Linked DNA regions of Mus musculus: regions 1 and 2 are each linked to region 3. The links are chromatin loops, found by intact Hi-C in ENCODE. Cell type or tissue: left cerebral cortex. All regions are shown on one strand. Each heading gives the region's core, and the rest is flanking DNA. Links, peaks and the distances in the headings are about the cores only.

Region 1 (10,657 bases), core at 1,477-9,476, 100 kb before region 3:
AATTTTGCAACTGAGCAGAGAAACATTATTCAGCAAGACTTAGAACATCTCTCCAGCTGGAAGCTCCTCTCCAAGGCCTGGGGTCAGGAGTCCTTGTAAAAGTCCTCAGAGTCAAACACCCTGAGTGATATGAGTGAGAGTTGGTAGAATCCTGCAGCATCCTGCAGTGATGGGAACCCACATCACTCCAGGGTAAGATGCAGCTCCCGTTTGTTCCTTCAGGTCAATCTTTACATTCTATTAAGATGTAAAATTGCTCTTCCAATTGCTCTTTATGGGTTTATTGTCACTCCAAGACTTCTAGAGAGTTCCCAAATGTGTCCTCACCTGTAAAGGAACCTCACCAACTATGTTAATTTCTGTTTTTCATTGCTATGACAGAAAATCTAACACAAATAACAGAGAGAGGAAAGAGTTTATTTTGGCTCATTGTTTAATAGGGTTCAACCCATTCTTGCTTGGTTGCACATCCTTGGTCGAACGAAACATCATGACAGTGAGAATACATGGTATAGGAAGTCCTCATTTCAGTCAGATGAAAAGCAGAGAATTAATGGTGGGGATTGAGAACTCCATGTCTTTCAAAGGCCTACTCTCAGAATCCTACTTTCTCTAGCTAGATCTTACCAGGTAAAGTTTCTAGAACATCCCAGAACACCACCTACAGCATGGGGGCCATGATCTAAAAGACAAAGCAGTAGTGTTGTGTTGTGTTCAATTAATAACACCAATGTTGGATTCTAGTGCATCTGAGCTTCAGAGTCACAGCATGCTTTCCAGACCAGTGGCATTGGCAACACTAAGGACACGTAGAATATGAACTACACATCAGACTTCTATCAACATCTGTATTTGAACCAGAACCCTCAGTGGGTCATGTGTACCTCAAATTTTATAAGCATAGCTGTGGTAGTTCTAATTAGAGCTGTCTCTAGTAGTCTCATGTATTTAAAAACATGGTTCCCTATTGGTGGTGATGTTTGGGGAAGTTATGGAATTTTTAGGTGTTATATCCTTGCTGAGCAAATTAGGCCACTACAGATAGATTTTTAATTTTCATAGTCTTACCTTACTATCAGTTCACTCTCTTTGCTTCTTATGTGAGGTTGAGATACGATCTCTCAATTTTCTGCTCTAACCCCTTCTGCTACGTTTCATCTACCATTATGGACACTCTCTGTTTGGAACCATAAAGTAAATTAACCCATTCCTCCCCCTCCATAAATTTCTTTTGACCATGGTGTTTTATCACACCAATAAAAATTAACTATTACAGTTGCCCAATGTTAAAGATTTTCTTTTATTTGTTAATTAACATATCTGGCTATGTGGCTCTTTCTTCGAATGGATTCTAAAGATGGAAAGTACATTTGCAATGTGCATAAAATTGGTATTTCTTGGTAGAGAGAGGCTTATCTCTTTTGATCCATGGGAAGGTCCCTATAGAATCTCAATAACAACAAGCTGCATATTCTTGGAAATACAGCTAAATTCAGTTAAATACAGTTAAAGATTGCAAGAGCTACCATCAAATCAGTGTCTTAAGGAGAGATGGAGATGCTCTTCAGGGAATCCCCTTCTTCAGTATTAATCATTGGAACCATAAACAAATAGTGTTACATTTATCTTTGTCCCTCTGAGGCCAGCCCTGCCTAGGATGAGATATAATGGGGCACAGTGATCAACATTATTGATTTCAGTTCTTCCAGAAGTTAAGGCAGAAATATCTCTTAAGCCTAGTAGTTCAATTTTAGTGTATTACAATGCTAACCTGGTTAGTTGTCATCCTTGACTTGGCACAAACTAGTAGAGTCACCTCTGGAGAAAAAAGTTCTTTTGAGCAATTGCTCAGGTAAGATTTGTCTGTGAGAAACTATATTAGAGAGCCCAGCTCACTATGGATGATTCCATCCGTAGGTAGGTGGCGCTGGGACAAAAAAAAAAAAAAAAAAAAAAAAAAGCTAGCTAAGTCAAAGGTCAAGTCAGATGATAAGATACTGATTGACATTCCTCTATAGTTCTTGCTTGAACTTCTGCCATGACATTCTTCTAGGATTGAGTGAAACCTTGAAGTGAAGGTCAAATAAACTCCTTTCCAAGTTGTTTTTGGTCAAGGTATTTATTATAGCACCAGAGAGAAACTAGACCAGTTACTAAATATAGTAGTATCAATAGGATGGTCTAGGAAAGTAGAGGACCACTGCAGTGTTGTACTAGCTGCTGATCATTAGTCAGATCACATCTATGAGCAGCTGCTCTTGTCTAGCCTGACATGTCTTAAATATACTTAGATAATCACCAAATTAAACAAACATAGGGCATAACGGATTCTGATAAGTCCGTTCACCCAGCAAGAAGGTCTGTTCCTGAGATGAAGAGAAGCTGGGCCTGAGAGTGGCATCCTTTCTGTGAGGAATATAATTACCCTTCAGACGTGTCTGGCACTTTATCATAAACATTGCAGGTTTCCTTTTACTCAGTTCTTACTGCCACTCAATGAAACAAATTCCATTTTCTCCATATTTATGAAAAGAACACACAGAATTTTGGAAAAAAAACAGTTTACTTGTGGGATAAAGAGCTTCAAACTTCAATCCTACTCCATAGCTCATGCATATTGCTATCCCCTTTTCCTAACCCCTTCCTATTTAGTACTCTCTGCCCCCATAGACAGTTAAAATTGTACTTTCAATGTCAAATGTTCATACATCATTACATGGGTCTATATAAAATCTAGGAAAAATAAATGAAGACAATATGGTGTTTATCTTTCTGAGGCTGACTTAATTTGCCTAATATGTTTATCTTTAGCTGCATACATTTTTCTGAAAATGACATAACTCTGTGATTTAAGATGGAACAAAACACCACATTCTCTGAATGCTATTCTTCTAACTTTGAACACCTAGATCATTTCTATAACTAATCTGTTGTGAATAGTGCTGTGATAAATATTAACATGAAAATATCTCTGTGCTTTTTGACCTGGATGGAACTCTTTGAGTAAATATCTAGGAGCAGTAAACCTGGGGCATAATTGTAGGTTTGGAAGGTATTGGAGAATTTTCTGTAGCAGTTGGTCTAGTTCATATTCCTACTAGCAGTGTGTAAGTACAAGCCTTCCCCTTTTCTGGATCCTTCAAGCACTGTTTATTTGGTTTCGTTATGACTGAAATTCTCAATGGAGTTAGGTAGAAGCTCAATGTATTTTGCTTTTGCATGTCTCTGATGGCTAATGAGGTTGAACATTGTTTACCTATTTATTGACCATTTGCATTTAAGTGTTTCTCATATAGACTTCTGAGTTCTTTATATATTCCTGGTATTAATTCTTAGTATCAGGAATATTTAAAGCGCCCCTAATAGTTCTACTTGGCAACCACAGTTGAAATCACCAATGCATACAGAATTTGTCTTTCCCTCTATCCTCAACAAATGATGCCCACATGACACTGATGGATAACCAGTTTGATACTAATCTATGAGATCATAACAGGCTTTTATATTGTTCTTACATCTGATTTGAGAGTATTTTTTTAACCTAAGCTGGCAGAGAGACTACAGGAATAAAGTTGGAAGCTTTGGAGGGTATCCTGTTGGGAGAGTGGCATTGAAGCTATTGAGCAAGGGTAACACATGAGCCAAAGTAGATCTAGATCCAGGTGGGTGGTTAAGGGACAGGGCCTTACAACACAGAGTAGTATTTTGGGGCTAGATGCTGGGGTCTGGAAATACCATCACATGGATAACAGAAACTGAACTGTATTTTCAAGGTGGTTCCTATGTGCCTCTTCCAAGGTGCATGGTGCATTCTGTCTGGACCACTCATGCTCCAGGAAGGTGTGCAGCTGACTCATAGCCAGACCTCACTCTGGCTTCTCTCCCTCTCTCTCTCCCTCTCTCCCTCTTTCTCCCCCTCTCTCTCCCTCTCTCCCTTTCTCTCCTTCTCTCTCCCTTTTCCTCTCTCCCTCTCTCCTCCCCTGCCCCCTCTTGGATCTTACCAAGGAGCTCTTGTATTTTGGGTTGGGGATCTTCCCTTTGCCAGTGGATGGAGTCAGCACTGCCCATCACATCTGCTTCTGCTCAGTCATTCCCAAAGAGTTTTATTTTAATAGAAGTAGTTTGGTTTTCTTAGGTATGAGTTTATTCTCCAAAACAGTTAACATTTCAATGTCAAAGAATGAATAAAACAGCCAAGTGGAGTTGCCAACACCCATGAATATTCTAGTTTTAAAATCAAGATGAAAATCCCTTATGATGAACATTGAAAAGTGTTCAAATTAATTTTTGGCATTAAAAAAATATTTTCAGCCCCAGTGAGTGCAGCTTAGGGCAGAATTCCATTTTGTTGCCTGTGACACGGAGGAGTGAGGGAGGCTGCTGCTTTCTGGCACTGTTATGGCAAGCTCTGGGTGTGGTGCGAATGTTGCTAACTAGGATGAGAAGTAAGTGTGGGTGCTGTCTGGGGTGCAGATGCTTTCTGAGCAAATATATATATGACAAGTAAAGGCTTGGGAGACAGTATGCCAGCTTTCTTTATTTGTTCTGGAGTAATTTGGTTCATTCAGTGGGATGTGTGAGTGTGAGGCATTTTCTTCACCAGATGGCTCCAGTAGCTTCAATGGGTGTTTTCTACTCCAAGCTGTGCACAGTTGGATGTGGCTAGATGTTGATGTTATCTCTGTTTATGCTCTTGTGGGACCTCTCTACCCCCACCAATAGCCAATGCTCTGAGTTGTCTTTAAGTAACAGCAGATCTCAGCTCCAATGAAAAAGAGAAGCACCTTTCTCATACCTGCACCACAGTAGGCCACGTCCTAGGGGATCATCCAGCCCTGTGTCAGGATGCTCACCTCCCCACAGGGCATTCTAGGAATGCCAATGGTCTAATACACCCCCAATCAGCAGCAGATGAGTCACTGGTAAATATCCCAGACTTTTGTCCTTCAGACAGAACATTCAGAGGACCTCACAGAAGGTTCCCAGTGGGTTGGACCTCAGTTGTCTTCATCATGACTCATACCATCTTGTCTCTTGGCTTTAAAGTCTCTGCTTCCCTTCACTTTGTCTTCCCCCTTGTCTGCCTTTCTAGGATATCTCCAAATAAACTTCTCACTCTAGATCCTTCTCATATGTCTTTGAAGAAAAGTTAGACCAAGAGAAAATTGGATTGAAGCTGAGACTCAGGAGGTTGTTCAGTCATGTTTGAGGGCCATGTTGAAAGCAATGTGTGTCAAGGTACCAGTCTATGGCAGGTTTTGTAATGTCATTGTTTCATGGTTAAAAAGAGGTGAAACTGGTTAAAGAACATTTATTGCTGTCATAGACCACAAAGGAGGAAAGAAAGGAAGGAAGGAAAGAAGAAAGAAAGGATTGATTATAGAAACCTTGCAATTAAGACAAAATGAGGATAATTTTCATGAAGGAATAAGTCAAACATTGAAAAAGGACAGCCATTATTACATGGGGATTTGTAGAAGAGCCAGATTACATATTTACAGCAGTGCTAGAACCCAACTGTTCTTAAAAAGTAGTCAAATGTGTAATATGTTTATTCTTTTTTTGACTTGTAAACCAATTTTTTAAAATAATATTTATTGATTGATTTATTTTTATTAGATATTTTCTTTATTTACATTTCAAATGTTATCTTCTTTTCTAGTTTCCCCTCCAGAAACCCCCTCTATCCTATACCTCCTCCCCCTGCTTCTATGAGGGTGTTCCCCCACCCATCTACCCACTTATGCTTCCCTGTCCTGGCATTCCTTTACCCTGGGACACCAAGCCTCTATAGGACCAAGGGCCTCTCCTCCCATTGATGTCTGACAAAGTCACCCTCTGCTACATTTGAGGCTGGAGCCATGGGTCGCTCCATGTGTAGTGTTTGGTTGGTGGCTTAGTCCCTGGGAGTTCTGGGGGGTCTGGTTGGTTCATATTGTTGTTTCTCCTATGGGGTTACAAACCCCTCCAGCTCCTTCAATCCTTTCTCTAACTCCTCCACTGGGGAACTCATAGTCAGTCCAATAGTTGGCTGTGAGCATCAGCTTCTGTATTTGTCACACTCTGGCAGAGTCTCTCAGGACACAGCTATGTCAGGCTCCTGTCAGCAAGCACTTCTTGGTTTCCACAGTAGTATCTGGCTTTGGTGCCTATTTATGGGATAGATCCCCAGATGGGGCAGTCTCTGGATGGTCTTTGCTTCAGGCTCTGCTCCACACTTTGTCTCCATATTTGCTCCCATGAATATTTTGTTCCCCTTTCTAAGAAGAACTAAAGTATCCACACATTGGTCTTCCTTCTTCTTGAGCTTCATATGGTCTGTGAACTGTATTTTGGGTGTTTTGAGCTTTTGGGCTAATATCCATTTATCAGTGAGTGCATACTATGTGTGTTCTTTTGTGATCAGGTTACCACACTTAGCATGATATTTTCTAGTTCCATCCATTGGCCTAAGGATTTCATGAAGTCATTGTTTTTAATAGCTGCATAGTACTCCATTATGTAAATGTTCCACATTTTCTATATCCATTCCTCTGTTGAAGGACATCTGGGTTCTTTCCAACTTCTGGCTCTTATAAATAAGGCAGCTATGAACATAGTGGAGCATGTCTACTTGTCATATGTTAGACCACCTTTTGGGTATATGCCCAGAAGTGGTATAGCTGGGTCCTCAGTTAATACTATGTCCAATTTTCTGAGGAACCACCAGACTGATTTCCAGAGAGGTTTCATATACTCATTCTTGATGATTTATTTACAACCCACCATTGAATATTCTCAAACTGAATGTATCAAGATTGTTTAATTCTCCAGGAATCCTTTCCTGGAGTTTTCCAGAACCCCAACCCATGTGACTGTTCTATATAGAGTCACGATGTTTTTGCTTTCACCCTTTTGGAAGTTCAGCAATATATCATAGTGTGCCTTATTGATGACTTTCCCACTTGCAGTCCAAGTAAAGTATTGCAGCTCATCACAAAACTGCAAAAGTCAAATTCAAACAAAACTCTGTCTTTCAAAAGAAGAACAGAAACTGGGATTTGACCTGCCCTCTAATCTTTCAACTCACCCTGGTTTCTAAAGTTCACGATGATTAACTGTCTCTCCTGCTCTGTTGTGGAAAAAGGAGCTGCTATCTGCCGGCATGGGGAAAGGCAGGGGAAGTTTGAGCTCAGTCTAGTTGTCAGCAAGCTTTCTATTAGTAAAAGAAAAGATGGTTTATCTCTGTGAATCTTTTCATGTTCTAGAGATTTATTTCTAGGGTTTTACATTGAAAAACATGACTATTAAATTCTTAGGTATTAATTTACATATAAATGCCTTAGTAATATTTTCATACTGCATTTCACAGATTTTTTTATTTTTATTTTATGGGTATTTTGCTTGCATTTATGTCTGTATATTCTGTGAGTGCCTGGTGTCCTTGATGGCCAGAGAGGGCCTTGTATCCTCTGGGAATAGAATTATAGATAGTTGTGCATCAACATGTAGGTGCTGGGAAATCATCTTGAGTTCTTTGCAAGAGCAGTAAGTGCTCTTGACTGTTGACCCATTGCCCAACAGTGGCCCAGGCCCACTATCTATGTCGCACATTATTTATACCAATATGTACACACACTTACTACAATTTTTACCAAAATGATCCACATGCATATTTCTAAACATTCCATTGCTAAGTAGCCTATAGAAACAGAATGCACACAGAACAAAAGTGTGAAGCTTGAGGAATTATTAGAAAACAAATTGTATCTATATGGTCAGTTCTTAAATCAAGAGAATAAATCCCTCAAGAATTTCCTCACATTGTAAAATTGACTACATTGTAAAGAAAGAATGACAAAACAGTCTCTTTCTGGAAAAGTATGGACTTGTCTTGTGTACCCAAAGTTTACCCTTTCTGGATTTTCTATCACAGCTCTATTGATTTACCTTTAAGAAGAGAGTATCAAGTTTGTGGTTAAACATAAATTGCTAAATATGACAAATCATATCCTACCAACATTTATTATTATTATTATTTTTGATTCTAGAATAAAGGATGCCACTTTGACTTCAACGACACAAATTAATTTTTATATGAATTGAATTGTACAGCAACTGTCATATATATGTATATATTTATTTGTAATAGCCAGAAACTGGGAATAACCCAGATGCCCTTCAACTGAAGAATGAATACAAAAAATGTGGTTCATTTACACAGTGGAATACTATTCAGCTATTAAAATTAAGGACACTGCGAATCTTGCTGTCCAGTGGATGGAACTTGAAAATATCATTCTGAGTGAGGTAACCCAACCCCAAAAAGACATGCATGGTATATACTCACTTGTAAGTGGATATTAGCCATTAAGTACAAGGTAGACATGATACACTCCATAGACCCAAATAAGCTAAACAAGAAGAAAGACCCAAGTGAGAATACTTGAAACTCACTTAGAACAGAAAATAAATTAATCATGGTTCAGAGAAAGGGAGGGAACTGGGTGGGAGAGGAGAAAGGGAGGGAACTGGGTGGGAGAGGAGAAAGGGAGGGGAAAAAGGGGAGCAGTCAGGATCAGGCATGGGAAGAGACAGGAGCGAGGGCCAGAGGGTCAGGAGAATGAATGGAAATTTACAGCTATGGGGATATAGGGGGATGAGGGGAATCTTTAGACATGATTGATTTTTAAAAACCTGCCATTGAGTTTGAGAAAGTTTGTTTTTCAATAAATACTTATGATAGATACATTCACTGTGGTGACAAGAGCAAGTGTAGATACTGAAAAGTAGCTGGCAGTCAGAGTTAGAGTGGTACTTAATGACTTCCCAGTAGTTAGTCCCTTGACTCAGCATACCTACAGCAGAGATAGGGAAAATGACAGGAAGCTAGACTTGTGAATTACAACATTGTCAGCTACAGCCATTTGAAGGATGACAAAACTAAAGTTTGGGGAGATTAGAAAATGCATCCAAGATCAAATAGGAAGTGGTATTATATCTCATCTCATTCCAATCCTGAGGTTTTTTTCCAACTTGCTTCTATTTCTCACTGTTCAGCTCTTTATCCTCTCTATTTCCAGTTGTTGAATGGGTTCATTGCACTTGACTGCTGCAAAGGGAATGTAAACTATTATGGCTCACCCGATCTTTCTCTACTGCCTAATGAGAAGACTTATGGTGGCCATGTTTACACTGTGTGCTGTAGCTCATTAAATCCCTTTTATAGACTCTTCTATGATCTTATCACTATAGTTTTGTGAGATGGTTATTTTTTCTACCACACTGAAGTGAAAACTGAGACTTGAAATAAATCCCCACTAGTAATGTCTGTAGTCAGGAAGGAGACTCATTCAGGTGTTTCAAGTAAAACTTCAGGCCTATTTCCACTAAAAATAAACAAAAAGGCAAGAAAGTATTAATATAAGGAGAGCTTTGAGAAGATCTGGGAAGCTGTCCAAAATGTTATATGTGGTAAGTACCAGGTGGATTATTTAGGTCTTTGCAGGGTTTTCTTTTTTTTTTTTTAAAGATTTATTTATTTATTATATGTAAGTACACTGTAGCTGTCTTCAGACACACCAGAAGAGGGAGTCAGATCTTATTACGGATGGTTGTGAGCCACCATGTGGTTGCTGGGATTTGAACTCTGGACCTTCGGAAGAGCAGTCGGGTGCTCTTACCCACTGAGCCATCTCACCAGCCCTTTGCAGGGTTTTCTAAATAGATATCTGTGAACCAGAAGGATCTACTAAGTTGTAAAAATATTTTAGGAAAAGCTTTTATAGGTACTAATAAAAGCTTAGATATAAGAAGGATCAGAGAATAAAGGTTCAGGGAAGACACCTTGACCAAAGGGGACTTCAGGTGCTCCTTTCAAAGGAGCCAGATCTGCTCAGAGAGATCTGAGTTGTCAACAGGTGAGATATTGAGGGAGAAATGGGCACTGCTGGCAACTGTACCAGAGACTGCAAGGGGACAGAAGATGGAGAAGGAGGGGGTCTGTGCTTGGGATATGGCCAGTTCTGCTGAGTGACAACGTGAGGATGAGTAGACTGTAACAGCGACGTATGTTCTCTCTCTCTTGCTCTTCTCCATCTTTCCCAGTCCAGTTTGTGCTTCCAAACACTCTGGGTCTCACACCTGCCTTCAGGAGTAGTCTATCTACCAGGTCACTCTTCCTTTCTCAGTAGCTATTTAATACTAGTAGTAAAGGGACTTAGTCTCCCTCTCCTTCTCCATGCTGGGATTTTTTTTTCTAGACTGAGGCTGCATAGGTTTTGTGTATGCTAAACTCACTCACAATCTCTGAGTTTATATGTGCATCTTCTCTGTTGTGTCTGGAAAGTTTTGTTTAGACCATGTCTGCTGTCTCCTGCCTCTTACAGTTGTTCAGCCCCTCTTTAGTGAAAATCCATGACCCTTGGTACAGTCCTGTGTGTGTGTGTGTGTGTGTGTGTGTGTGTGTGTGTGTGTGTGTGAGAGAGAGAGAGAGAGAGAGAGAGAGAGAGAGAGAGAGAGAGAGAGAGAGAGAGAGAGATCCAATTTAGGACTGAACGTTCTGCAGTCCCATTTTCTGCATGGTGATCAGTTTTGTGTTAGGTTTTACCTATTGCAAGATGACTCTTCTCTGATGAGGGTTGAAAGATGCACTAATATGTGGGTATATTAATAAGTC
Region 2 (10,657 bases), core at 1,671-9,670, 210 kb before region 3:
GTTGTCATCTCTGACAGACAGCCATCTACCCCAAGGATTCAGGACTCTGGTGAATCAGTGCTCTCGCTAGGGATTTCTCTTTTGTCATATCTTTGGCCTTCTCCTCTTCAGTCTTCTCTGGCTCTTTCTGAACTTGCCCTGAGGCTGAACTCTGCAATACCCCTTACTCTTGCTTCTTCCTAACCCAGTGGTGAGACTCTGCTTATCTGCAGGCTCCTGTTTTCCTCCTCTGTTCGGTTTACTTTTCCATAGCTGCTCAAGATTATTCCAGGATGTTCTGTGGGGGAGGTGGGAGTGGGAGCTGGTGAAATCTTGTCTTATTTTTTTTTTAAATCATTTTGAAGGGCTATATTTACTTCATTTCCAATTCCTGCTCTTGTTTTAACTTTTGCATGCTCATTTGGATTTTATTTTAGATTTAAAATACAGCCTTTCAGTTCTAGACTTCCCTTTTAATTTTATTGGCTGTGGGCTTTTGCTTGTTTGTTTTAGCAGCTATTTTTGATTTCTTCTTTTATTTTACTTACCTCTTTATTCATCGGAGCATTTAAATTACAGGGAATTTGACTATTTTTCCATTCAGTATCAAATTCCTACTTGCCTTAGTCTTCACATTGTTAGTATGGCTTTCTTAATCTTTTTACCCTCTTCTCTATGTTCTATCCCTCTTTCACTGTTCTTCCTTATGGCTTTCTCTTTAGGATCATGTTGTACACTGTGGGGAGGTGTAGGCACTTGATCTATCAGGAATGCAGGGTATGCTTGGGTGACTACCTACACCCACTGATGTTGCGTCCTGTAGGAGTGGATCATACGTGCATTTGTTGGACACCATGTTGTGTTTTCCAAGTCTCAGGAGCTCCTCTTGTAGATGAGCTGCCTGCTTATAGAATCTAACTATGGCTAAACCGAGGCTATTGATGAATAATCTGGAAAAAGAGATTTATTTAGACATAAGAGGCTCCATGGTGTGCTTTATATGGCTTCAACCACAGCAGCCAGGGGCAAAATACTGTTCAGTCTCATTTGATCTATCTTCAGAAACCACAGCGCAATAAAGATGTATCAGAAAATGTTCGGAAATCTCCAGGGCTGCAAATGCTGAAGGTCCCTGAGATGCTGAAGTGTTTTACAGAGGCACACTGATTCTTCTCTAATATAATTGAAGCTTATAGGCTTGTTAGGTCATGGTATCCATGTCCTAGGAGTGATATGGTCCCAATGGTTTGAGAGAACTATGAACTATGTCACCAATCACTAGGCAGAGTCACTCTGAGGAGCTTTTCCTTGTCTCCCTGGGCTCCAAAAAGACATGACGGTGGCTCTAAGCAATGAATTGTAAGCTGACTGTTCTCTTGTGTTCCTCACCTCCCTTATATGGCTTCTTGGAATCACCTCTCAGCACACTACATGCACTGAGATGCTTGATTTAGGGTGGCTATTAGGAGGGCTAAACTCATGGGTACCCTAGCCAAATCCTCCTTCCACATAGTTTCTTTATCCCACAGTGTAAGACAAGGCTAACAACCCAATCTCCCAGAGCACAGCAGATTCTTTCTCTTAAGAAGAATTTCAGAAAGCTAATTGGAAGCAAATGCTTCAGTTTCCATGAGGAAAATATAAGTGACAATATACTGACCACCTTGACTCTGGTGGCCTCAAGGAAGAAAACAGTTGAGGGCTCTACCTCTCAGAGGGAGTTCTTCTGCATCTGGCATAGTTTCCTTACCACATGAGCATGCCGTGGTACTTAGTGTTTTCTCTTTCTAGGGGTGTGAACACTTGGCATATTTTAAAAGTCTAACTTTATCCTATGCTCACTGGGTGTGGTGGCACAAACTATAATTCTGAGGGAGGCTGAGGCAGGAAGACTGAATGCTAAAGGCCAGATTTGGCTACATAGTAGGTTTGAGACCAGCCAGGGCTTCATACACAGATTTTTATCTCAATGTACTAAGATTTGAAGCTATAGCTCAGTGGCAGAGTTCTTGCCTAGCAGGCAAGACTCTGGGTTTGGTTCTTGGCATGGAGGAAGAGTTCTAGGAGTATAAAACATATAGTTTTATTTTACAGGCTTTTTGCCCTACAACTCACTAAGGCTTTGAAAGCCTGGGATAACAGATGCCTGCATCAGCACAACAGTGTGGCTTCCAGATACAGATGTGCTGACTTAAATGAAATTTTCTCCCAGGAGCTCTTTATAGAACCTTGTAGCACCAATTCAGGCCCTTGGTATAATCCAGGGCCAAGATTTGGAAAGTATCGTACTGTTGGGGTCAACACATAAAATAATTCAAGCCATCTCTTTCAGATCTGTCATTCTGGACCATGTTGTGTGTAAAGGACCTCCCATCAGCAATACTGAGATACAGGTGACCTACACTTACTATAGGACCAGAGGATTTCATAGAATAGGGAGAGGGAGGCAGTTAAGTGTCCCCACTCTTTAGCTGACATGTTACTATCCAGAAAATATTTAATATGTTGCTTCAGGTGCTACAGTGGTGAAGTCTAGCTTGTTACTTAGAGGCTTACCAACATTTGGACCTTCAATCTTTTTTTGTTTTTGTTTTTGTTTTTGTTTTTTGGTTTTTGGTTTTTCGAGACAGGGTTTCTCCGTATAGTCCTGGCTGTCCTGGAACTCACTTTGTAGAATAGGCTGGCCTCGAACTCAGAAATCCACCTGCCTCTGCCTCCCCGAGTGCTGGGATTAAAGGCGTGCGCCACCACACCCGGCTTGGGTCTTCGATCTTTTGAAGTGATCCCAGGCCTCATGGCCTGATGTCTAGGGCCAGTCCCTTTAGAAGAGCTCTGGAAAACACCCAGACAGCACAAACACCTGGGGCAGACTTGAAGAGTCAGTCCTGAATCAACAAATATATACACAGAGTGATGGTTAATAGTAACTGTCAATGGGACAAGATCCAGAACCACCTAGAAGGCAAGCCTCTGGGCAAGCAAGTGAAGGATTCTTTAGATGAGATTAACTGAAGTGGGGAAAATCACCTTAAATGTGACTGGGATCCCTTTATAGGTTGGAATCTTGGACTGGATATAAAGGAAAAAGCAAGCTAAGCATACACGTTTATCTTCTTTGCCTCTTGCTGGCTGATGCAATGGAACCAGCTGCTTCAAGCTCTTCCTGCATCCTTTCCATGCCATAAGGGACATGGCACCATGAGTCAAAACAACCCTTTCTCCCTTAAGATGTTTTTATCTGAGTATTTTATGGCAGCAGGAGAGTAGTTGAGACAGAAGGTTCCTTATGATCATGTTTCACTTAAATTTCATTAAAATGTGATAGTTGTACTAATATACAAATTAGACATCTAAGAATTCTACGTGAATTCCTGGCATCCACCCCAAATTGAACTGCTGGGGTGATGTTGTTTGGGGCAGGTGAGGGGTGAGGACTAACAGATGCATTCCTGATTCTCTTCTCTCCTCCCACTGCAGGGAGTCTAGACATCAAAGAACCAAAAGAAGTCTCCCCATGCCTCACTCTGCTTAATTTCTCAGAAATATGTCACCCATGGGCCATGGCTGCAGTTGCTTATGGTTATCTTGTTCCAGCAAGGTTGCCCTACAGACCTATACCCTTCTTTTACATGAGAGATTTCAAATTCTTCCATACTTCATCTCTCTGAAGCCTAGGGTTTATGATCAGGATACCACCACCACACAACCAGACCCTCTTCCAGGTCCCCATCACAAGCACCATCCTGCTTACATGCTTGCTTTGGGCAACAACCTCAAAGGTCTTTTAGAAATAGAATTGACTGTGTGTCACTCCTGAATTAATTTCCGCAGTGGCATTGTGCCTGAAGTACATACCAAAGGCGCTACCATGGTTTATGTTACCCTCCTTCACCAACCCATGCATATTTTTTAATCAAACTCTTTGCAGGTCCCAGACTACTATTTTCCAACATCACTGTCCCTCTTTCACTTTGGGAACATAGAAGGGTCTTGTTGTCATCCAGGTGACTTTCAGTCTCTTGGGTTCAAGAGCTCCACAATGTTCCATGTAGCTGTGACTGCAGGCATAGGTCATTATGCCTGACCACTTTGACATTTTCTGAAGAATTATTTTTCACAAAGCAAAGGCCTGAAAGTATGTATGCTGTTCCATTTTCAAAAGAACTTAATGCTAACAGCTTGTCCCTTTCACCACAGGGATAATAAAGCTCCACGACTCAGGCCTTATGAAGCTCACAGCCTTAGATACAGAAACCCATTGCTGGGGTGGAGAGCATAGTTTGAATGTCTGAACCTTTTCTTAAGTTTTAAGTGGAGTCCTGTAGCCCTGCCTATCCTGGAACTCATTATGTAGACCAGGCTGGCCTTGACCTCACAAAGAACTGCCTGCCTCTGCTTCCTAAGTGTTGGGATTAAAGACAAGTACTGCCACACCCAGCTACCAATGTCTCGTTTTAAAAAAGCCTGTCAGTGATTTAGTCCCTTTATTAATGTTCCACCTGCATTTGCTCCCTAGATTACAATCTATAAGGTGCTAAAACAAGCTACCCAGACTGCAATGGAAGAACAGCTCAGGGTGTAAGCCACTCTCTATGCATTATGTAGATCCATTTTGCAAGGAATGGCTTTTGAGAAATTCCACCAGCCTAGTAACTTCTTAGATATGTGCTTTTCTAGGGTCACCAGAGATCCAGATGGAGCAGCCCCTATCTGTGTAAAGCTTGCACTCCATCCAAAGTTTGGAGGCGGATGGTGAATTTAGCAAGGAGAGACATGGATAAGAGCCATAGAGAAGCCGTGCAGCAGGAGGGAGCCTGGAGTGCGTGGGTTGGGAGGCACCTCCAGTGGGTGTTTCTGGGGATGGTGCTCATTGCACCTCATATCAAGAGCAGAAGGAGATGCTCTCCTCATGAGTCTCTGGTCTATTTTTACCACTTGGACACCATGAGTCATGCTACTGATTGTCTCCCAGCACTGCTGCTGCTGCTGAGCTCACAGCCAGCCTTGGACATCAGAGTATATATTTGGGATACTGACCTCCCTTTGGTTTAATCTCATTTTTCCATGATGTTTTCCATCTACCTTTTTAGCATCATCTGTGCATCTTGTCATATTTCTACATCTGTTGTTCTCCGTGTGACAAGTACCAGACAGAAGCAACCCCTTCCCCAGCCTTTTCTCTGTTCACTGGCATGCTGCCCCTGCCAGAAATATAATAAAACCAGCCTGTCACGATGGTCATCAGGAAAGGGCAGGCAAGAAGAAATGATGAGGTTTGTCCACTCACCTGCCTCAGTTAAAGACAAAACTTATGAGCCCTCATGCTGAATCTAACCAGTCATGTGTGCTGTCAGGCTCAATTATGAGAGTATTATCCTGAATGATTATCATATATAACTTAATAGAAGTTCCTTCCTTCTGAAGATCTGATCTTGTCTAAGTTTAAAGTGGGACAAATGTCAAAATAAGCAGAAAATCCCCCGAATGTGTTTTCCATACACCCAGAGCTATGCCTCTGAACAAACCCTTACAATTCAACATTCACAACTTTCCATTGGCCCTTTCCATTCTTACGTTCCATTCTCTCTAATGAAGAAGAAAACCTCTACACCCTCAGGCTTGCACACCTGCTAACCAGAAGCCAGATGGCCAAGTACCATGGAGGATATGCATTTGGTCCAGAAAGTAGATCTGCATGTTCCTAAGAAAGATGTCAACGGGATGTTCAAAGAATGACGTTTATTCTTAAAAGTCACTAAAATAGTTTTCCAGTTTGAGAGAGCGTTTATTTCAGGGCAGTGCTCTTCCCTGGCAGGCAGAGTGTGCAGGGGAAGATTCACTATGGAATACCCAGAGAAGCCTGCCTTCACTGAACACTGTGATTCATCCCAAATCAGAGCAGCCTGAGCCCCACAGAAGCAAAGCCACTTCCCAAGTGCATTGCCTTCCTTGTGCCACATCCAGGTTATGCTTCTCCTGGGACAAATTCATTTGCTGATAAGAAGTGATGGTACCCAACAGAGCACCTTCTCAGCAATGCTACAATCCCCATGCTTTGGCGTTGCCATAGCTTCCCATAAAAGGAAAGCTGGGGCATGGATAGTCATCCCTCATCTACCCTGGGGCTGGCCTGAGAGGGCTTTAGTGTAGACACTGCCATTCCTCAGCTTTCCAATAGCTGATTCCAGCACCTTCAGAGACAGTGGATGGCCAAGTCAGTATCGGCATGAGACCTAGACACATCTTCCCATATACTGGAAATCATCTCTAGCTTAGTCATGATATATGATTAATATAACTATTATGTAAGAAGGTGTTACACTCTTCTATAGTTTAGGGAATAATGACAAGGGGAAAGTCATTATATATGCTTACTACATACAGACAGTTATCTTCTAAATGTTTTTGAGTCAATGATTGGTTCAGAATGTTTGAAGATAGAGATCCTACAGGGCTGACTGTTCTTTATTTAGGAAGTAGTTTCAGAAAGAGGGGCAGGTAGCTGTAGATAAGGTGTGAAGTTCAGGGGAAATGCCATTCAGTCAGGTTCTGCAGGAAGCTGGAGACAGTGGGGAGTCTAGAAGACAACACAGAACAAACACTCGGGAATTCCATTGAAGTGTAAGAGTTGGGCACCTGTTTACCACATTCCTGCCAATTGTTGATAGAAATTATCCCTAGGACTTTTTCTCTCTAATCCTGATAGCTCACCAGTATGAACTGAAAACAAGTCTTCCAATGAAAATAAGCTTCAGGTAGAAAGCCCTGATCACTAGTGGCAAGATGCTCTGGAATGACAAAAGTGAGTGTCTATAATTCACACCTGAACTATCAGCTTTATTTATTCTAGTTCATAAAACTCTCTTGGATGAAACACCAGAGAATCTTCTACTAATTTTATAAGATAGGTATGGATTGATGGATGTATGATCTCAAAGATACACCAGACAAGCCACATTCAACTGAGTATGTCACCACCATTCTGTAGAGTGTACATTGTTATCACCATCATGATTTTCAAGGAAGGATCTGGGGTTCAGCGACGTAAATTCAGTTGCTTATGGTTGAGTAACTAGAGACAAAAAGCTGAAGGGGAATCCAACCATTCTTTCTCATAGTCTCCTTTCAGATCTCTGCTCTGCATGACTTCCCATTAGAAATACAGCTCACTACTTGTGACCTGAGATAAATGTGAAGTCTGGCATAGAGATCCAATGAAGTAGAGATAAAATGTGCAATAGTTCTGCTTTTCTGCACCTTCATATGTACCATCTCTTTGCATTGACCCAACCATGACCCCTGGGCTCATGATCCTCTACAGGATCCAAGGCACAACATTCTAAGTCCCAATAAAACACCCATTTTCAAGCACTTCAATGTATATGGAAATACAGTGTTCCAAGAAAAGCAATTCTGAGATATAAGGTATAAAATAAACTATGGTATACATAAATAGATGAAATATGCAAATTCACTGTTGTCATAGTTAGAAACATAAAGAGATTTCTTTTCCTAAAAGCTTCTAATTATTTTAGTATGTGTGTCAGCTTGAGGAAATCTCACCTTTTTTCATTGTGCCTGTGTGTGTGTGTGTGTGTGTGTGTGTGTGTGTGGCAGAGCGAGTATGTTTTCTTGCTTCCACTTTCAATTTTTCTTCACTAATTAAGAAACATTTCCCTCGGGCTCCCTTGGAGTAGCAGGCACTGTGGTTGTTAAAGTCATATCAGGAATGCAATCTGTTTTTGCTTAATAGGAAATGGATCTCCTGCACAGGTATGGAGTATAATCCACACATTCTTCAGCCCTCTTCCTCATCAGGAGGATTCTCTGACAGCCAAGTAGACACTACAGAGATTTCAGCATTTACAAGTTAAGCTTTAAAGGAGCTTTTCTGTTGTTCTGTTCTCTGAGCCAGGCATGGAAGGGTGCCACTTCATTAGAAAGGACAATGCTTTTGCTTTCATGGTCTGTGACAGCTGACACACATAAGGTAAGACATGAGAAAAAGAAGTGTCTATTTCACAGTTTTCATTTTAAAAGTTCCCCAATGCCCATGTCTCGAAGGCTTGGCCTTCAGCACAGGGCTTCCAGGAGGTGGTCAGACTTTAAGAAGTAGCCTGTGGGGACCAAGTTAGGTTACTATAGGGGTATCTTTGCAGAGGTTATTCAAATACAGTCTTCTCTTTCCTCCTTCCCTCCAGGTTACCATGAGTTAAGGGGGCTCCTTTCTAATATGTGCATCCACCCAAAGTAACAAAGAATGAAGACTGAGATTTCAGAAACAATGGAGCAAAACTTCTACTTATGTGATACTGATCGTAAGGATTTATCATGGTGAAGAGCTGACTAACAGGATATTTGCTTCCATTTGCCAATTAGACACATCACTTTCTCTATGTTGGCACTGGAATATCACAACAACCCAATATTGTAGAGCAACTAATGAAAATGGGATAGAAGTTGCACTCACAAGTAAGATCCTCTGTCCTTAACTATTAGGGAGTCGGATATTAACTATTAGCCATAGTTACGGGATCTCTGTAGATCACATAGTCACGAAACATGGGAAACCCTAATGGATAGCATCAACTTGTAAACAGTGAGCAAGTGAACATTATTCCCTATCATGGCCACCTCCTGTTCCAGCCATAACTTGGTAATGAATTGAATCCTAAAGTCAGGTGCAATAGCTAAAAGACTGGCCAATGTTCACCCTTATTTCAGAAAAGATCTTCAACCAAACAGTCCTGCTTAGTTCAGGAGGAGCCGGCTCTCTTTTCTCCTCTTCATTAAACCATTTGAACAAGGCTACATTGTCTGTTCAATATTATTACATGCAAAAGAGACAATTATGAGACAATGAGATAGCTCAGTAGAGAAAAAGTACATATCATACAAGCTTGGTGATGTGATTTTTGTCCCTGGAACCCACAGAAAGAGGAAGAAGAAAACTGACTCTATAAAGTTGTCCTCTGACTTCCACATGCATTCCATGTCGCATGCACACCTTCTTTATGTACACATATGTACATATACACAAAATAATAATAATAGTTATAATAACTAATAAGAAAGGAAAAATTATTTTAAAAAGGAAATCAAGACATCATGAATTTATAGATGTTGATTGATATGTCAGTCCTTGGGTTTAAGATGAGGGCTGGGAATACTTTACCATAAAAAACTAAGGACAGGAATAAAAATAATAATAAATGAGATAGGTAAATTAATGCCATCAAACACACAACTTTCTGGATCAAATCTTGGAGCCTTCACGCAATTATCAAGGAACTTCAGAAAGACTTCCACTTCTTGGCATAAATTTTAACAAGAAAATAAATAATAATATAGATACTATATGGTCCTTTTTGGAGTTAGTTCTTCAACAGAGTAGGTACTGGAGACACAAGGGTGGGGGGAGTCTGAGGATCTCACTCTGGTGCCCACCTACCCCTTCTTGGTTCTGGGAAAAAGGTACTTGAGTGATGTGGGTAACAGTTGGTACTTACAGACCTCAAAGTGAACTGTATTTAATTACAGGCTTACAATCCCTCCCTAGTACATTGTACAATGAAATCATTTTGAAAGGGAATTCCATTGAAGATCTTCCCTCTAAAGTTGGTGGAAATAGGTTACTTCCAACTCTAGCTTTTCTCTTTTTTTCTCTTTAAATATACATACAGTAATAAAATAAATAAATATAGGTTGAGGACATACAAAACTGTTCTAATACAGGTAGCAGACTTTGTCTATTTACTCTGGAAGTACCTTCTCCCTTGGGTACACTAAATAGATGTCTCTTCCACTGTGGTCAAATGAGTAACAAATATTTTACCTTGAAATGGGTGGCCATCTTTGAAAACAGCTTCTCACCATTGTACAGAATGCCTGTGCATAGAATTTGTGCAAATAACAAAGTCAGTTTCCAAGGTGCGTTAGTTTCTAAAGTCAAAAAAAAGAATTTGTCTGTGTTGGTTTTGTTATAATTATTTTTCTCTTTTCCCCCTATTTTTGATTTTCACTATTACTTTTTTCTGCAATGGTTATGATTGTGGGACTGCTCAAGGCTCTATTCACAACTATGCACATCCTTTGTATATTTATATTTAGAAGAAAAAGAAAACAAGAAGAGGACATGAGTTGAAAAACCATTCAAACCAAGTTAAACCCAACAAATTCTAGAGGTGTCACTCTGGTTGCAGCTGACCCTTCTTCCTCATTTCAGCTTAGCTGACTATGTACTGTTTTCTTCTAGGAAGTGAGGGAATTGGTGATTGACCATACTGCCAGGAACACCTGGCTTCTCCACATGACCCCTGATACTTAATTTGTAGCTGCCTATCTTGGAGACATTGATGCTGATCACCATGGAGTTGACCTACATGGACTTGGGGATAGTAGGAATAGCATCACTCTGGATCACTGACCACTGATCTTCATGGCTAGAGCACAACTAAATATACTTGAATGGTGGCTCTTCATAGCAGAGGTTATGCTCAGTAATGGGTACAGGAGTTTCTTGGGGGGAACAGCTCCAAGATTTTCCATCTAAAGCTAATAGAGCTAATAGAGATACTGCTTTTAATTGTGTCCAGCTTCTTCCCACAGTAGGCAGAGGTTTTTCTGGCCCTAGTTTGTGGAATGGACATTCAGGTTGCCTGTGGTGGTAGAAGCTTAC
Region 3 (10,657 bases), core at 1,202-9,201:
TCTGAGTGTTATCTTACTAGGGAGAAGGAGACACATTTCCAAGGGCAGTTGTTCCTGGTTTCTGGACTGTACCTACAGTCACTTGTCTGCTGATGTTATGTCCAGGTATTTAGGGGATGGGCTGTTGAGAGCAAGGGAGAAATCCTTGCATAACAGGAGACCTTTGGCAGGCTATCTATAGCTATAGCTCCTAGGGACATTTGTGCATGTCTGAAAATTGTCACAATTGCTCATGGCTTTGCACAAAGGATTTTAGATTTTATTTGTGTTGCACCTTGGATGTTCTATAGAAACTGAATAATGTTTGCTCTTTCTCCCTATAGTTTAATATGTTATCAATCCTTCTTTGACTCATCATACCAGTTAACTTCATATCATCTGGTTACCATGGATTCACCACCTGCTCCTTTTTTTTCTTAACTCTTCTTTCCATCACTTTTCCTGCAGCTTATGTCTTGACATCTGTCTAGCCCATGCTAGAAGCTTCAATCTTGATATTTGTTACATTCCACATTCTGTCATTCACTCTGCTCCCAGTCACTCCTGGCCCATGTTCCCTTTCTTACACCCTTCACTAGATCCTGATAATCACTCACTCCTTGATGACAAGAGATTCTAGCTTGGATGGTTTTCTGCAAGGTAGGAACAGTTTACTATGATGCATTACTAGTTTTCCAACTTCCTTTGTACAGACTAACTGTTCAGTGTATACACGCCTTCATTTTTCCCCTCCCTCCCTCCCTCCCTCCCTCCCTCCCTCCCTCCCTCCCTCCCTCCTTCTCTCCCCTCTTCCTTCCTTCCTTCCTTCCTTCCTTCCTTCCTTCCTTCTCTTCTTTCTTTCTTTCTTTCTTTCTTTCTTTCTTTCTTTCTTTCTTTCTTTCTTTCTTTCTTTCTTTCTTTCTTTCTTTCTTTCTTTCTCTTTCTCTCTCTCTCTCTCTCTCTCTCTCTCTCTCTCTCTCTCTCTCTCTCTTCCTCTCTTCCTCTCTTTCTCTCTTTCTCTCTTTCTCTCTTTCCTTCTTTCTTCTATTTGAGACAGGGTGTATCATTATGACATCCAATCCTGGGCGCAAGTGATGGCTCTGTCTCTTTCTCTCCAGTATTATAACTGAAGTTGTGTGGCACTGTGCACTGCTTTAATATGTGTTACTGATTGAAATGTCCTCTTTTTTGCTGGGATCCGTGCCTCCAGCCCAACCTTCTACTTCCCTGTTTTACATTTTAAAATAACTTATCACCTTCAGTGTAAAACTTTCTTCCTTAATATGGATTTACACATTTTCGATCAGTTGACCCTGGGTTAATTATACACTGCCATCTTCTTCCACTTTTTCACATGAATTCTATACTGAGGACACTGAAAATGGCTTGTTCTTCTTTCCTGGGCACAGAACACAACATACTATTTTCTCTTATCTTGGCAGATGCTATTTGCATGGCCTCATTTCTACTTTCAAGTCCCGCACTTCTTCCTCTGTTAAAACTGCTCATTTTTGGAAGATATAGTTTATGTATCTTTTCTGTGAGGAGAGTTTCTATCACTTTCCCACAGGCCCTCCTCAAGGGTGTTTATTATTTTCCACTGAAATGAACAATTCTATATTCACTCCCCTCTTACAAGATATTGTGGTGCTTTCTTAGTTCATTAATACTCTTAGTCTCTTTGAGAAGACTGTGATGAATGAGGTATTCTTCATAGTTCGCTTTCCCAATTATTCAAGTTCATTTACTTTATCTCTGGGCCATAGTACAACCATAGTTTACAGTCTCTATCTTTCTGTTCCAGGCACCCATTCTTTAGTGACATAGTACTCATCATTTAGTGATAAACACTAGACAAAAATAATAGGATGTTAAGCTCTCTGCTTTCGTTTCACTTAAGACCTCTACATTTTAGTTTGTTACTAGAAAATGTCTAAGGACCCTACATTCTGATGTGACATGTGTTTTGGATGTCTTAAGAGATAGTGCTGATGGTGTATTGGATTAAGTGAGCGTTGAATGTTGCTCATGAAGATGCAAGGCTGGAGTCAAGTGAATCTTGCATGTTGGTCTCTACACTGAGATGAAGAAGAGCAGTTGGCATTATTACTTCCATTATCAAGAGGTACCCAGAGAACCTCACAGGGGTCCTCGGTCCTTTATGGACAGGAACTGGAACTTAGCTCCTACAAGGGGGAACTGAGAAAAGGTAGCTCTGTAGGGAAAATCTAAAGACCTATCATTGTAAGCAAAGGAAACCCTTTTTTCATTGTATCTAATTCAAGGAGAATGCAGGGATAGATGAAGGAATAGAGGAGAAATGATTTCTAGAAGCCAGCAGAAAAAGGAGTCATGGAAGGGGACCCAGATACAGAACCTACATGTGAAAAAGCTGCAAAGTTCTAACAGAAGTTAAAGACCCAAACGTGAAAATATTGAATATTAGTAAGTTAGAAATCTATGAACTGTAAAGGTGTTCAGTTCTTTCATACTTGGTCTATAGACTCAATAAGATCGCATTCAGAGCCCCAGCAGAATATTACATAGACATTTGCAAAGCAATTCTTAAGTTGATGTAGGAAATCAAGACTCTGAAGAGCCACACTGAATAGGAGTAACAAAGCCCTAACAGTTACATAATCTTACTTCAGGAATCACCAGAAAACTACACCATAAGAGTTGTGGAAATTCACACACAGGAAGCTGGGAATATTATATAATATTAAATAATTAAGGAACATGGCTTACTTGGCACAGAGCATACTGTGTAAGAGGACCTAACTCTGAATCCCTAGCAGCCAAGCCAAAGCTGGGGACCGTGGTGCGACTGTAATATTAACATGGAGGGGCCAAGATAGTCTGGAACTCAGTGGGCCAGTCCAGCTCAGCTGAATTAATAAACCATAGGTTCAATGAGAGACACAGTCTTAAAAATAAGGTGGCGAGCAATAGATACATTTATAATTAGCCTCTGGTCTTGATACTGTGATACACATGTGCTTATGTTCTCTCTCTCTCTCTCTCTCTCTCTCTCTCTCTCTCTCTCTCTCTCTCATACACACACACACACACCCCTCTACATCTGTCTCTCATGCACACAGGAAGTACCTGTTAACGACACATTTGCTAGGCATAGACCCACACAGTACTTTCAGCTGATGATTATTCAGTAAAGGAGCAAAGAAGATTCAACAAAGAGAGTCTTTAACAATGGCTTTTGGGAATGTAAATGTGCATTATAAAAGAAAACTAGAAAATATACCCAGACCACATAGATACAAATATACACAAATATTTACTGAAGATTGATTGTACACCTAAATCCAAAATGCAAAGGTATAATACTTCCAGAAGAAATCACAGCAGAAAAATCTATGCAGTGTGTTGGATGATGAATCTTCAAATACAACACCCAAACTATGTGTGAAAGAAAACTTGATATATTGACTTTATTAAAGTGATTGACTCTGTTCTGTGAAAGATACCATTGAGAGACCAGAAAGACAAATCACAAACCAGGAGAAAATATATACAAGGCATAAATTTCATAAAGAGTGTGTATTCAAATACAGAAAGAACTTGTAAATCCATCAGTAGATAACAAATTCCTAATTGAAAACTGTGGATAAGTGGGCTGGAGAGATGGTTCAGTGGTTAGCAGCACTCACAAAAAGACCTGAGCTCAGCTCCCCAAACCCACATATTTGATGGCATACAATCACATGTAACTCCAGCTCCAAATGATTGCCCTCTTCAGGCCTCTGCACACACGTGTGTATATTCTCTGTCTCTCTGTCTCTGTGTCTCTGTCTCTCTGTCTTCATTTCTGTCTGTCTGTCTGTCTCTCTCTCTCTTACACACACACACACACACACACACACACACACACACTGTCTTTTTATGAAAAAAAAAAAGATCTGAATGGCTATAGCACCTGTATGATATACAGATTTTAAATAAGCCCAGTAGAAACACACAGCATCATCAGTGGGTAATTGCAAATTAAATATACAGCAAAATACTACAACCTATTAGAATGTTAACCCCCCAAATTGATTACTCCAATTTGGATTGGGACTTAACTGAAGTTGAATTTATATTTGTACACATTACCTGGAAATATCCAAGTTCTTGTTGGATTTTAACATGATATGTTGATTGGACAAGATGATCATGACTATCAAGTACTTTTATAAGATGTGTGGTTTTGTGGCCACTGGTACTGTGTGGGTGATCTCCTGTCTCGCCTAAGTCCCATGCTGGCATCATATCTGATGGGCACATATACTCTTAAGTCAGCAGCAGCCCCAGAAACTGAGCACAGATACTGCCTTCCTTGGTTTCTGTGTTTCCTTCAATGAAGACACCCTATCAAATTTGGTGTAAGGTAAGGATTTTCTCAGGATCACAGTTGATCTTTCCCTCTCTGTGTTTTGCACTCTGTTTCTTCAACTCATTTCTGCCTCACATTTCCAGGCCTACATTGATATGCAAAAGCCGTAGCTCCTGCAGCCAAGCTCCTTTACAGGGAGCGCAGAATGAGACAGATGACTCAAAGTGCTCTTGGCAGCAGTGCTTCTCTACCAGCCCCTCTCAGAATCTGTCTTGTCTCCCCGCCTCCCTTTTCTTCTGTTACATAGAGTTTGTATGCATCACATATCTATTCTGGGAAGAATTTTGATCCTGACAAGTGAGTGATGCTCACCCAGAGGAAAGAAGGACAAAGTATCTTGACCTTTAATAAGGAGGTCTGAGGTCTTCTGTGGCTAATAGTCTGGAATTCTGAAATGAAGCTTTCTGGAATACTTGACCCTACTCAGAATTTAGAAGAAAAGGAAACATCCTCTTAGCCAGGACAGGGAAAGCATTTCTTGCAACCACAGGGTATTCACAGAACTCAGAAACAAGATCCAATGCTACCTGTATGCTTTCCGTGGTGATCCAGAGACAGTAATACATCTTATTCTAAAACAACAACAACAACAACAACAACAACAACAACAACAACAACAACATGGCAGTAGCAGCAATAACAAAACAAACAAAACCTCAACAACAAAAGCAATAAAAACAACCTTACCCTTGAAGCCCCAAGCAAATTAATTTAATATTGTGAGCCTAGTGATCTGCACATGGAGACAGACAGCCTTCATCTTCATCCTGACTTGGTCAAGAGGATAACTGATAAGCAGAACACTGATAACTGTTAATAATAATGGTAGTCACAAAAGTGGCATTCATGGTGTGTGGGTTTACAGGAATGTCATGGCCTGAATTTTACGTGGTTGTCACTGTGAGTCCCCAAGGTGACACAGTGAGGTCAGATGTTTTCTCATCTTCCTCTGACAGAAGTATCTAAGGCTTCCAGAAATTAAGCAGCTCCTTTAAAGGCAGATCGTTAGCGACCATATAGTCTTACTCCTAGACTAGAGTTCCTGTTTATGGAATTCAGATGGAGCTCTATCTCCAGTATGCACGTGGATACATGGATAGACAGTAATTGTTCCAAAGAATAAGAGAAGGCTGAAAGGATTAGTGCAGAGCTCTATAAGACCCATCTGACTTTAGGTGCTACTGTTGCCCAGTTGCCTTTAAGATAGAAACTTAAATGCTGTCTTGTTTATGTGGCTTGTAAGAATATTAAGAGACACATTTCTCTGAAATACTCAGCAGAGCAGCTGGAATAGACTACAATGCCAGTTAGAACAATGACCAACTGACTTTAATAAAGTAGGTTTTACAAGAATTTCTGAGAGGCAGAGGCACCATTAACCCTCCACAGTCTTCAGCTGTGGATTCAGCCATACCTCTCTTGGACTCAAGTATCATTCTTAGGAGGTCTGAACTCTGCCGCTTCATGCAGAATCACCCTTGTCCTCTCTTCCATTCTGTTCTATCTTCTAATCTTCTCAAAGTTCCTACTGGAATTGCTATGGTTATTCTCATATTTATTTAGACTTTACATCTCTTGTTAGTTGCTTCTTTGCCCAACAGCCTCAGTTTTCATCATTTCCCAAATACTACCCATCTTTTCTCAACAGTCTGTCCCATTCACTAAATTTACTTCACTGCACAAACAGAAATGTTTTGTAGTGCTGCTCCTAGGTACTCCATAAAAGGTTGTTTGCACTTTGTCAGTAATTTTATTGAATGATGCATTCACAACACAGAAAAAAATGTGTCTCTGTTTATTAAGGACCATCTTTCTTTCACTTACAAGCAATGCATTGATTGTCCCACGTGTAGTGGTGCATTTATGCAATCCTCGCAAGTGGGAGATTGAGGCAGCAGGGTTGTTAATTCCAAGCCAACCTACATAAATTCATTTAACAACATTATTTTATTTCTGAGGTTTCTGGTAATTATCTAGAAATCATACAACATATTTTTTTTTCTCTAGAAGTAAACAGGAAGCTGAACCCTGAGGCCCTTTTATTCATTCTAGAAAGCCTTGCTCTCCTATTGTAGAGCTTGAGGAATTTCAATATACTTATCAAGTCCTCTGGGACTTGTGGATGGGAATAGTCATAATTTGTGTCAAGCTTCTGTCCTAACACATTCATCTGTTCTCTACCACCCACACAGGCTTGACTCACTGCCTTCCTGGACTTCCACATAAATAAATGGGACAAGAGATAAGCAAAATGAAAGAGAGATTTCTACCATGCATACATGTACATACATTGCCCAGTCAGCACAGGAGAGGTCAGTTTAGATTTTTAGAAAGATAATGGACTTCCCACTGGAAATTAAGCTATATATGATAAGTCATATATATGATGAAAGATTTATAAATGTAATACATTAAAAAACTCTTATAAATCATCACTATAAAGTCAACCAGGTAGGCAAAGGTGTGAAAAGGCAATTCTGCAAAGTATTATATAGTAAGGCAAAAAGAGCACTTAATGATTCTCATTGTTATCCATTAAGCAAATCTCAATCAAAACCACCTGATAGACTCCTTAAGAGCAGCAAGATGGCCACCATGAAGTGGACAGATAATGAGAAATAGGTGCGGATTAAAAGGGTGCAACAGAACTACTGTTTGGTGAGTGGGAAGGTAGAAGGTTGCCACTGCCTTGGGAACTTGGGTAGTTATTCTTTAAAAGGTTGGACATAGAGTGATCAGATGTCTGCTATTCTACTTAGTCTATATCAAAAATGAAAGTCTATGTTCATATAAAAATATTATACATGTTTTTCCTATGGGGTTGCAAACCCCTTCAGCTCCTTAAGTCCTTTCTCTAACTCCTCCATTAGGGACCCTGTGCTCAGTCCAATGGTTGGCTGTAAGCATCAGCCTCTGTATTTGTCAGGCTCTGGCAGAGCCTCTCAGGAGGCAGTGATATCAGGCTCCTCTCAGCATGCACTTCTTGACATCCACAATAGTGTCTGTGTTTGGTGACTGTATATGGAATGGATTCCCAGATGGGACAGTCTATGGATGGTCTTTCCTTCAGTCTCTGCTCCACACTTTGTGTCCATATTTACTTCCATGAGTATTTTGATTCCCGTTCTAAGAAGGACCAAAACACCCAACCAAACAGACTCCCTAGAGTTCCCAGGGACTAAACAAACAACCAAAGAGTACATATGGAAGGACTTATTGCTCCAGCCACATATGTAATAGAGGATGGCCTTGTCTGGCATCAATAGGAGAAGAAGCCCTTGATCCTGTGAAAGCTTGATGCCTCAGTGTAAGAGAGTGTAGGGCTGGGAGGCAGGAGTGTGTGGATGAGTAGGGGGGGGGGAACAGCTTCATATAAGCAGGAGGGTGGGGACATGGGGTAGGGGATTTCTGGGGGTAAACTGGGAAAGGGGATAACATTTGAAATGTAAATAAAGTATCCAATAAAAAAAGAAGTTGAAAAAATTATACATGAATGCTCATAAAATATCTGTAGCAGTTAAAATTGGAAATAAAGTATAGAATATACATACAAAGTTAATATTCGAATACAGTTGTCCTTTTATTAAACAATAAAATGAAATTATGACACATGCTACACGTATGGACCATTTAAAAACAATTTTAAGACAAAGGTTTCAGGCAGCCCAAGCTGGTCGTAAACTCTATATGTAACTGAGAATGACCTTGAACTTCTGATCTTTCTCCCTTATCCTGCCAATTGCTGTGATCATAAATATATATCACACTGTCACACCTGGTCATGAATGGACTTTCAAAGTATACTGTGGAGTGGGAAGAGGCTCATGAGCCCCCATCCCTAGCTGACAAGTTGTTGACAATTGATGTCTTCTTAAGGAGGGAGAGTCAGGTGCTTGTTTATTTGTTTGTTTTGTTCTGTATTTTAGGGTTATTTATTTATTCGCAATTGTGGTCACTGTCAGTATGTCAGGCAGACGACACTCCATTGGTTGAGAGGGGATGTGGGATTGAGTGATAGATCTGAGATTAGTTAGGAGAAAGAATGGGAGGTGAATATTAACAAAATATGTTGTATGTATATATGAAATAAACAGAAATACTACAAAACACTATGCTGAATGAAAGAAGCCTGTAGCTAGTCATAAAATACAGTATACCACATGATTTCATATGGGCAAAATAGGCATAACTTTTTAAAATATAGACATTTATAGAAATAAAGAGAAAGGCAATATATGTGTAGTGTTTGAAGACAAGAGAGATACCCAGGATTGATAGCTATTGGTTGTAGAGTTTTGTCTCTGGGTTGATAAAAATTTAATTCAGCTTTATTGACTGTTTTAAAAGCCACTGAACTGCACACTTTTAGTAGGGGAGTTTTGTAAGATGTAGACTCTGTCAATAAACATGTTAGAAAGATATAATAACTAAATAACAGCTGTACTGTCTTATATTCAAGCACCCCTGTTTTGTTAAAAGGCCTCAGTTGTGGATATAAGGTGTTTTCACGGCAGCATAATGTGTCAATCACTATCATAATCACTTACCAGAACAGAGGGACCATGATAGTAACGTACTTCTGAGCTGTGTTTTGCCATTGGGGTCTACTTCTCAGCAAAGACTTCTGAATTTGCAAGAAAAACATGTAAAGGATATGGTCATGTCCATTTGTCATGATGTCTGGACCTGCTGTATATAGGCAGCCTCAGGAAGCCCAGTCATTAATTACAACTTGATGACTCCATGCATAGCTAGTCATTCTCCAACATAACTGACTGGAGACACTGCATGAGGGCAATATCATTTGGCAGGTCAATGAACCCAAACTGGATTCCCCAGATGTCTCCTCTTATCACTGAGCCCCATACCTAGTGAGATTAACATATCATAAAACACAATTTAAAGAGATCTACCCAATGAAGGATTCAAATACTAGCTCATAATAGAATTTCAAGTCTAAAAGTGGTTGTGACAAAAACTCAATGCAAAACCTTCATATTGATAATGTTGCACTTAAAAAACAAAAATGGCACCAGGATGATAAGGTTCTGAATCAGCACAAAATCCCCATCATGATATTTTAGTGCCCAGACTACCTCCACAGTATGGCTTCATCCCTCAGTATCTTTGGGCATAGCAAGACACTAGTCCTGGTACCCAATGTATCTAAGAGTGCTGAGAACTGTACATAATACCCCACCTCAAGGAATCCATCTTGCTACACTCTGGCAGTGCAATATTGTTTTTTCCACAGGGCCTAGATAAGCCTGTCTAAAAGTAGCTATCTGGCTCCCTGTGGTTAATGCTGCATCAGCACAGATGCTCTTATGTTTATTATCCAAACCCATTCACTTAGCTGTGGGATGTATGTCAGCCACTGCTACAGAAAGCCAAGAGAAATGGCCGAGAGTAATTCCATTCCATAAAGAGCTTCACTGAGTCTTGTCCAAAGTGGAGGTCACTCGCGTTCCCATGGCAACCCACATCCATTGGAAAGGAGCAAAGAACTCAGACAATAGTGTCCTTAAGTAAGCCTCTCAGAAGACTGTGACAAAGCAAAGTGGAGATAAGAAACAGAGTTCATGTAATCGAGTGAACTGTGTTCCATTCGAGGAAAAGGAAAGAAAGAAGTTTCTGTTCTTTTAGGCTCAGTTTTGGAATTGTAATAGGCTCAGATCCGAGTCTATAGGAAAGGTACTTTCCACCCAGGTTAAAGAGTTGTATCAGGCACACATCATGAGAAAGAGAGATAGTTTTATAAGAAAGAAAAGTACTCCTGGGCAAAGGACTGACCAACTGGATCACAATCTTTTATAGATCATTTCTACAGCACTTGCCTTTCCTATGCTTGTATATTATGGGTTTTTCTGGAGTCTTATCTGTTTGTTCTATGTGGCCTAAGTTAGGAATGGTTTGTAGTCTTTCTCTACCAACTGGCTTCTTTCAGATGTTAACCTTGTCACTTTCCCTAGCATCAACTCTGCTGTCAAATACTTCCTACATTGTCTAATGATTAAAAAAAAATTAAGCAGTCTCTATGTGCTTTTAAATGAGAGCATGATGACTATGAGAGCAAGAAATTGAGCCAGGATCCCTGCAATATTCATACTGGCTCATTGGGCATCCAGAAGGCACAAATGAGGATGATTGGTGGTCAGTTCTAGGCTTTCCCACACATTTTCTGGATGAGCTTTTCTACCTATGCATGAGGCCTCTAATCAGTCAGGATATTGATTCTTCCTTTTACTTAACATGTTTTTTTTCCCCTACAATGTTCCATTAGAT

What was found. A loop is a pair of places that touch in the nucleus more often than their neighbours do. Peaks named below come from ENCODE experiments on the same cell type or tissue, not always from the same donor. Only the 100,000 strongest peaks of a DNase experiment are listed, where the experiment ranks them.
Region 1: it touches region 3 in a loop (5-fold over the local background); 2 of 42 quality-filtered maps call a loop at or near these places.
Region 2: a loop joins it to region 3, with 11 times the contacts of the local background. A loop is called at or near these places in 2 of 42 quality-filtered maps.

The regions. Positions count from the first base shown.
Region 1 is chr2:149,762,557-149,773,213 of GRCm38, reverse strand. The region is part of intron 1 of Gm14133 (predicted gene 14133); the gene reads left to right. Among named protein-coding and RNA genes, the nearest start is that of Gm14133, 31 kb to the left of the region's middle. In left cerebral cortex, for the core only: no CTCF peak of the experiment used is centred there; DNase peaks (open chromatin) are centred at 4,481 and 4,987; H3K27ac peaks cover 233 bases.
Region 2 is chr2:149,867,737-149,878,393 of GRCm38, reverse strand. The region is part of intron 1 of Syndig1 (synapse differentiation inducing 1); the gene reads right to left. It also overlaps the pseudogene Gm18167. Among named protein-coding and RNA genes, the nearest start is that of Syndig1, 42 kb to the right of the region's middle. In left cerebral cortex, for the core only: a CTCF peak has its summit at 4,683; DNase peaks (open chromatin) are centred at 1,722, 4,807 and 5,737; H3K27ac peaks cover 2,106 bases.
Region 3 is chr2:149,660,469-149,671,125 of GRCm38, reverse strand. No RefSeq gene overlaps it. Among named protein-coding and RNA genes, the nearest start is that of Gm14133, 130 kb to the left of the region's middle. In left cerebral cortex, for the core only: no CTCF peak of the experiment used is centred there; DNase peaks (open chromatin) are centred at 1,430, 4,529 and 6,560; H3K27ac peaks cover 637 bases.